Regions from separate parts of the Homo sapiens genome. Here region 2 is linked to region 1. A link is a contact called in ENCODE Hi-C or POLR2A ChIA-PET data. All regions are on one chromosome and are shown on one strand. The core of a region is the stretch at or near the end of the contact, and the rest is flanking DNA. Distances in the headings are between cores, read along the strand shown. Region 1 holds the start of BNC2-AS1 (BNC2 antisense RNA 1). Region 2 overlaps BNC2 (basonuclin zinc finger protein 2).

Region 1 (3,994 bases), core at 1,477-3,976:
TATTAAGGGATCTACATTTTATTTGAAACAGGTTAAATATACCTCACCAATAATAAAAGGTAAATGTCTCTAGTAACACATTAAATGTGGGCTATAGCTATATACCTTTATGGTTTCCTTTCTAAAAAGATTTTTAAATAGACTGGACTATTACATCCCTTGAGATAGCTACAAGAATTTTATTTACTATTCTCTCAAATGCACAAAATATTTATACAAATAGAAGAATTGCCTCCTCAAGTGTGATTAAAAAAAAAACTTTGAAAAGCAAGCCTCATTTTTTGCTTTTAACAGTACCTTGTGAAACTAAAATAGGCAAAATAAGGTTCTTTCTCCACCTGTCACTGATCAAACTGATCCAAAGAAGAACTCCCTTTACACAAGTGTCATACCCTTTAATGTTCTCAAATACTCAGCTATATACATAGAAATAATTTGAGAAAATCATACTTGAGTATAGAAGAAAAAATGTACAGGCACAGGAAAATGTAGTCAAATAGACTTCACTTGAACTTTAGGGGCACATACTTCATCCCACTAAATCTAAATTGGCTTCAGATTGTGATTATTTGTTACTATTAGACAGAATGAAAGATGTACATTTAAGCAGATCCAACTTTGCTCATATGAAACAAAAGACAAAGATTTTTGTATCCCTACTTCCTAGTTTACTAATAGAACACATAAAACTAGATTATTAAATTTCAGTATTCATGGACATTTCCCACAATTTTCTCTATAGTTAAATACTGATGGTAAATTATCTGTAACTCAGTTTTGAAACCTTTTATAGCAGCCCTACTAGTCAGAGTTTTCAAACGTCTAAATAAATAATCAGGAAAATATTAGTTTTTATACTATTAAAGAAAACTTTAAAAAAAATAACCCAATAAATTTTATTCATTTCATAAGCTAAGTAAATTTTACTTAGAAATAAAATAATCATAATCTAGAGAAACCTCTTTATGCCTCAGCAATGAGATGTACAGAATTCTACATATTTGATTAAACTGGACAAACTTTTACCTGTAACAAAAACTAGCGTAACTGTATATATTGAAAGTAATACTCGTTTAAATGGCTGGCTTCAAGAGATATCAGAGATATAATTTCAATAAGTCTCTCTCTCTCACACACACACACACACACACACACACACACACGTGCTGAATCAGCATTGCTGATGAACTACAGGTAAGAAAAACAAACATATTAAATATGAACAGCACACATACTTTCACTCACATAGTTTGAACTTAAGTTATGTAATATTTATACAAACTAAAATGTCATCTTGAAGAGAAAAAAAATGCAAGCTCATATCCTCTTTTACATGCTTTCCAAAAATGCACAAGAGGTAAACATTCAGTGACCATGACAGAAAAAGGTGGGTTGGGGGGATAGGAGTGATTGCTAACTACATCAAAACCAAAAAAAAAAGAAAACATATTTAAAACTGTGATTTCTCTCCTTTTGTTGTACTACTCTATTTCATAAATAGCATAATATTATACAGTTTTAATAGCATCCATTAAGCATAAATTAGTTCCCTATATTTCTATTCTCTCCATATAATCACTGATGCTCACCATTACACATATATGCACACACAGGTACACACAAAATATCCACACAGTCAGACAGCTGGATCAAAGACATCATAAATTGTCCTAATTCTGACCCATCATTTATATTACTTTATTTGTTTTTTAGTTAAAATGTTTTCCATGACAAAATCTCCTTAGATTCAAATCTACTTGGAAATGGGCTAGTGCCAAATAAGCAATCTAACACCATCTATGTGGTTCAATAGCCATTTATCAATTGATCATTATCTCTATCTGGTTTTATTAACTCTTTTCTAGCTAGAGGGAGACGTAAGCCAATCTTCCCTTCTAACACACACACACACACGCACACACACACACACGACCTCCACTAACTCAAGGAAAACCCTGAAGGTGACATCTAGTTTTAAAAGTGAAGCACAAGTTATTTGGTACTAAGGTTAGCGAAAACACTGCATTCCAACACGCGAGAGCCACCCAGGCAGGGATGCGTCGCGGAAAACACCTCTCACAGCGCTCTGCAGTGACAAGGAGCATCTCTGTGTGGAAATGAACTTTTCACTTGAAAGAATGGGAAATTGCACATGAAGAGTTACTTATTGGGTTGATGTTGATTGCATTTAAATCCCAGCTTACTGTATCAGCAGTAATCAGGGTCCCTCTACAGGATATGTCAAAATATACCTTATTCAAATGCATTTATCCTATTTAGAATTGTGTGCTAAAACTGTTCTCTAGCTAAATGCTACAAAACCCTGGTTGTAGGTATTATCGCTTGCAAATGTATTTCTAAACTTGTAGTAGTTTATAGCCTGGCAAATTGTTTTTTTTTTATTATCAACAACTTTAAATATCTAACTCAAAGTATTTAATTTTCGTGAACTCTTACAAACAAAAGCTTTTTAAAAAAAAAAAAAAAAAAAGCAGTTGCAGTATTTTTTTCCTCTTGAGTGGCACAACATTTCTTAATAACCGCCGTCAACTTAAAATCCAAGTATATTTGTCAATAGTACTTTCGTGCTGTGTGGATGATAATATCAAACTAACTTGCTTTGTGTGTGGATGATAATATCAAACTAACTTGCTTTGTGTGGGTTTGGTGTAGGCTTTGGAAAAGCAAGACGTGTCTAGGAGGGAGGCACCAGGGAACTTCCCTCCCTCACTTGAGCACAATCCAAGATGAAAGTTTCTGGGTTGTGTCCCCTTCGCTTCCTCTCACCCTCGCTCCCCCGCGGAGCCAAGGAGCCAGCAATTGTGCAAGAGGAGACCGGCGCACAGGGCGCGTATCACGGAGCGCATGGTACGAGCCGCCGGCTCCGGTGATTAATTATCAGTAACCGATGGCCTCGCGCTACCACGTCGGCTTTCCCAGCAGAGCCAGCAAGCCGAACGCCTCCAGCGCGGCCGGGACGGAGGAGCGGCTCTGGGGAAGACGCCGAGGCTGCGCCCGAGTGAGTGCGCCGGCGGGCCGGCGGGCGGGCGGGAGAGCGGGCCGGAGCCGGCGAAGGGAATGCAGGGGCGGGCGCAGAGGGCTGGCTGGCAAGGAGGAGCGGAGCGGAGGAGCGAGGACCGAGCAGCACAGCCCGCCACGCACGCCGACTCCTCCAGCAACCCTCGGCGCTGGCAGCCAAGCCTGCACAGCCTCGTCTCTCTTCTCAGGTCTGAACGAAGCTGCCTCCAGCCACATGAAGTCAGTAGGGCTGTTCTGAGGGGCCCCGAGATTTGATGACTGTTTTTTAGGTTGCGGAACCTACTCCGAGAGAGCAAACACTTTGGACGAAGTGATTCATATTGATAGATACATTTGTTGGGAGGTGGCTTTTTTCATTCTCAACAGAAAACAAAGAAATAAATTAAGTCTTCCCCTGACCCAGATTGTACTGTGAAACTTTTCAACAATGTCTCTGCTTTCTTTTACTTCGGTATCCTTTCCCCTTTTTCTTTTAAGACGCCCTTAGGGAAACCATGAAGTAACCCTGCACATTCCAGTAACACAGTTATGACAAAACAAGAGCCTAACTAGGAAGTGACCACATTTTAAAAAGTATTTAGAAAGAAAAACACCAGAAACAAAAGTGCCCATAACAATTCAAGGTTTCTTAAAAAAAAGAAAAAAAAAATCAAGAAAGAAAGTAACTTACCTGTTGGGACATTCTGAATAAGAGGTTAGTATCAGCGTTTTGCCATGTCCCCATGAACCCTGGTTCAGCCGTAGTCGTTCTGGTTCCGAACTGCATGGAGTTGTCAGTACAGGAGTCTCTTAAAGTCAAGTCTCTTGCCCTCTTTGGCTCTCTGTCTCTCTGTGTCTCTCTTTCTCTCACATCCACTTCTGCCTCTTCTGACTGAAAAGTGAAGGTGGATTTTTTGAGCCTCTTGGCAGCCAGTAGCAGGAGTGTAGTGTAGTTAAGAAGCTGGCTGAACTGTGC
Region 2 (4,373 bases), core at 530-3,029, 200 kb before region 1:
TCCTCCTTTGCATATGTCTTCTGCTCTGTATGTAATCTCCTAATATCTTACACGGATACACAGGATGGTAGTTAGGGCCTACCCACAGAGTCCGAGATTATCTCCTTATCTTAAAATCCTTGACTTAATCACATCTGCAAAAACCCTTTTTTCCAAATAAGGTACCATTCACAGGCTCCAGGGATTTGACATGGATATTTTGAGTGGAAGTGGGTAGATATTTTTTGGTCAACCACAAGATATATTTTTTAAACAGTAGGATATAAGAAAAATATACATAGAATGAATCCATTTACTAATAATCATAATTAGTGCCACAGATACATGATAATGATAACATATGGAGAAGTGTTATCTCTACAAAAAGGGGCTATGGACAGTTTTCATTTTTGCATTATACATTACTGCAATGTTTCAATTTTATATTAATTTTGTATTACTTTCATAATCAAAAACCAATAACACATATTTAAAAGGAAGCTTTGATATATTTTGACATCTTCCCAAATTTTCTTACCTAATTCTGGTCCCTGTTGTGGAAAAAGGGTTTAGTCAAAACTGCATAATAGATGATGATTACTAGTTGTTCTAGTGGAATAAAATTTTATAAATAATAAAAATATTAAGTCATAATTTTTGAGTATGCTATTCATTAAATAGACTGCTGTAGTTTCTAAGGATGAAAAGTTTCATCCTTAATCCAACCTTCTATGAATACCTGACAACTGTTCCACTAAATAAATCCCCAAACCGAAATCTATGACCTCTCCTTCAAAACTGAGGTTTTAGTTTTATTTTTTATTTATTTATGAGATGGAGTCTCACTCTGTTGTCCAGGCTGGAGAGCAGTGGCATGATCGCGGCTCACCACAACCTCTGCCTCCCAGGCTCAACCGATTCTTCTGCCTCAGCTTCTGAGTAGCTGGGATTACAGGTACGGACCACCATGCCCAGCTAATTTTTGTATTTTTAGTAGAGATGGGGTTTCACTTTCATCATGTTGGCCAGTCTGGTCTTGAACTGCTGACTTCAAGTGGTCTGCCTACTTCGGCCTCCCAAAGTGCATGAGCCACCGCACCTGGCCAAAAAAGTGAAGTGTTTTTTGTTTTTTGTTTTTTTTTTTAAAAAAGCCTTTCTAAGGTTGACTATGCACAGGCATGAACTACTGAAGCGGCATTACTGTTCACCCTGCCCTTTACGAAATTCCTCTCTTTGCAGATTTTCTCCCTGAATATAGCTTCATCTTCAAGTTTTATTATACCTGCAAAATTTAGTTAACAACAACTTCACCTTATTAACATCTTCTGGAACAAAAGTTCCAGAAATCACTGTACATTTCTCTACTCCACATTTCACCCCCTTCATGAGAATTGCTAAGCACTATGAAAGCCAATTGGGGTTCCCTGGATTTTCTCTCTCATAAAAAAACTGACAAGGCTTTTCTCTGTCTAGGAGAGAGGGCGATGATCAAGATCCACTTTTATGGAAAACATGATATTATGCTGAGAAATCTGTCAAGAGCGGGAAAAGCACTTCATAGAGGGAGAATGTAAACCATAATGCTGAGAGAAATATCTGCATTAACTTTTTGCATTTGTTCACAAAAGTTTATGAAATGCCTACTGTGTGAAAGATTGCACCACAAACCATGGTATATGTTGTAAGCTGTGTGGGCAGAACTTCTGGTGTCTGAGAATCTGACAAGAAGAGAAATGAGTTCACTAACGGCAGACTGTTGCTCTGACGCACGGCCAGCCAGCAAGCCGAGGCATGAGGAGATGCAGGGGAAGAGCATGAGCTGGACAGGTGTCATGCACAAGCAGCTCTGCAGCAGGGCTCACGGTGCCTGATAATTATGGATATTGTCAGATCTGCCAAGAGACATATTTAGCAATGAGCCGGGAGGGGGCAGGAGGAGGTAGGCATATTACGAAACTTGCCACCCACCTCCCATTGGCACTATCAGTTTCCAAGGCTCTATTAAAGATAAACAAGGATGCCTAGCCTCCCCTGAGATCAAGAGGAGATGGTGATTATGAAAATAATAACAGTTTTAAAAATTACTTAAATGTTCTAAGGGAGCCTTTATTTCTGGCAGTGTTAAACACTTGCAAGGAAGAAGGTAGAAAACAAAAACAAACTAGAAGACCACAGTAGCCTCAGTCTGAAAGGCCACTCCAGGGCTACTTAAACCAAACACTCTCTGTGAGTTCAGTGGTTAGGCTTTTCCCTCCTCTGGGTGGCATTCCAAAGGCTTCTCCTTCACATGTGCAAAAACAAGAAAGCGGCGACAAGATGCTACAGCAGATTTCTGTTTGAGACGATGTTTCTGAGGGAATAAGAAAAAAAAAAACAAAAAACCAAGCGAGAGAGGGAGAAGTTTTTCTTTCATTTAATTTTTTTTTTAAACAAAAACCTAGAGACACTGGTCTGTGAAGCCAAGTTTGTTAACGTGCAAGTATAATTTACTTTTATGTAAACATAACTTCACAGAGTTATCAGTAGGTTCCATTTTCAGTAAAAACAAACAAACAAAAAAAAAGAAGCTGCAAAATAATTATAAAACATATGGTGCAAACTCCGGCTGTGTTTATTTTATGACAGTTAACATTATTTACAGTGTGATCTGGTCAGAATTAATACTCAAAGGGTTATACACAGAATATGTCAAATTTTTCTTCTTAATCATGCACACCATTAGTTTTGTCAACCCATCTAAATGAATTTATCTAGAGATCTCCTGTATTCCCCCAAAGAAATCAATTATATTTTTTAACATATTATTTTATTCAAAATGCTTGACTAACACCACCGATAAGCTGCCAATAGTAATATAGGAAGGAGCTCACCCTCTTCTTAAATGGGGAAGTTTGACAAAATGCACTTAAAATTCTGCCATTTGTTGCATGAGATTCTTTAACTCCACACTGTTCATTTCGTTATCTCAGTTGCTAACGCATATTAAATTTTTAAAGATTTAAGTTCTTTTTTTTTTGGTAACAACACAGCTACTACTTTCTGTTAACACATAAATTATCAATATATCCTGTTGAGTAAAACTATTTAAGTAGCTTATCCTTGATACTGGAGTGGCATTAGGAAGCACTGACTATAGGATCTGCTTATTATTCAAGTGGGAGATATACAACAGCCAAGAGACATACAGAAAAAAAAAAATAAGAATAATTTTGCAATGAAAATCTTTATTTTTGTAATCTTTGTAATGAAAATATTTATTTTCCCTGTCCTTTTATTAAAAGACTCTGGTATTTTGCTCTCATTCAAGGCCTTATATTAATATAAATACCAAAATTTATGGGACCAGGTGGTGTTTAGTAATGTGAGCTGAAACAGAAAATGGCTGCTTTTCCTCCCTGGGCACGCAGACACAAGACATCCTCTCCTACAATAGACACTGACCACAACCTATCTTCCTATTCACCAGAAATGGTTTTGTGCAGTAGTGTGCTAGGGCTGGCTCATGCCAGCCTATGAGAGCTGATTGCTAAACATTCGGAAATTTTGGGAGTTGGTGGTTCAAACAGACGACATTAAAAATTAAATTTTAGAAACATGCAATGAAAAAAATTAAAAACAATGATAATAGGTACTCAAAATTCATCACTTCTAATTATTTGACATTTTACTATTATCTATGTTCTTATAATTATTTGACTACATTTTACTATTATCTGTGCTCTGAAGATTACTTGCTTCTACTTACGTCTGGTATGGTGGAAATACCATATAATAATGTGTGACTAAGCATCTCTTCCCAACTCCATGTTCAGTGACTCATGTTGACAGGCTGAAATCAGCCATCATGGGATATTTTCACCAGAGAAATCAGCAAACACTTGCAAATCAGGGTTGGCTGGTTGCTTGGTTTGTTTTCATTTAGAAAGCTATTGTAATGCTACCAACACAACGCTAGCAATGTCTAAATAATAAATTACTGTCTAGTTTCAAAACTTAAGACTTTATTTGTAAATATACACTCATTTAAACTTTATAATCCCATCTGTACCCTTGTGGGAAAAAGAAGAGAAAGAGATAATTTTGCTATGACAGAAAAATTAACTATAAATTTTATTTGGATCACTTATTTTTATGAAGTCTTGTAAAACATAACATGGAGCATGATTTCTGGATATGAAAAACATTAGATATGACAAATGAAATATATGGTTTGTGTCTTGGACAGGAAACACCCTGCATGCCTCTGGAAACAAACACAAAGATTAAGTATCAGGCACACAGGTTTTTAATGCCTAGATTATTCTGTTTTTATAATAAATTAGTAAATGAGATTCTAGCCATTACAAATCTGTGTGTTGTTGAAAACTGTCATTTGATCTATGATAAAAATACAA

The links. A loop is a pair of places that touch in the nucleus more often than their neighbours do. ChIA-PET counts read pairs that join two places held with the same protein, here RNA polymerase II (POLR2A). Pooled maps may share reads with other maps.
Region 2: a map of gastrocnemius medialis shows a loop between it and region 1 (3-fold over the local background). The contact joins the enhancer-like site here to the promoter of BNC2-AS1 in region 1. A Hi-C loop is called at or near these places in 3 of 168 maps with a recorded cell type or tissue (ascending aorta, gastrocnemius medialis and sigmoid colon) and 5 of 50 pooled maps. POLR2A ChIA-PET finds 5 or more read pairs at or near these places in 1 of 52 experiments (H1).

What each region holds. Positions count from the first base shown.
Region 1 is chr9:16,724,088-16,728,081 of GRCh38, forward strand. BNC2-AS1 (BNC2 antisense RNA 1) reads left to right here and starts at 2,727. Exons shown (of 3, transcript NR_151723.1): 1 at 2,727-2,868; 2 at 2,944-3,019; 3 at 3,228-3,437. BNC2 (basonuclin zinc finger protein 2) reads right to left here. Exons shown (of 7, transcript NM_017637.6): 3 at 3,710-3,910. RefSeq lists an enhancer at 2,310-2,811.
Region 2 is chr9:16,529,057-16,533,429 of GRCh38, forward strand. The region is part of intron 5 of BNC2 (basonuclin zinc finger protein 2); the gene reads right to left. Among named protein-coding and RNA genes, the nearest start is that of BNC2-AS1, 200 kb to the right of the region's middle. Within about 2 kb of position 1,780, at least 3 of the 41 ENCODE cell types and tissues checked have a DNase peak (open chromatin) inside an H3K27ac peak, as active enhancers do.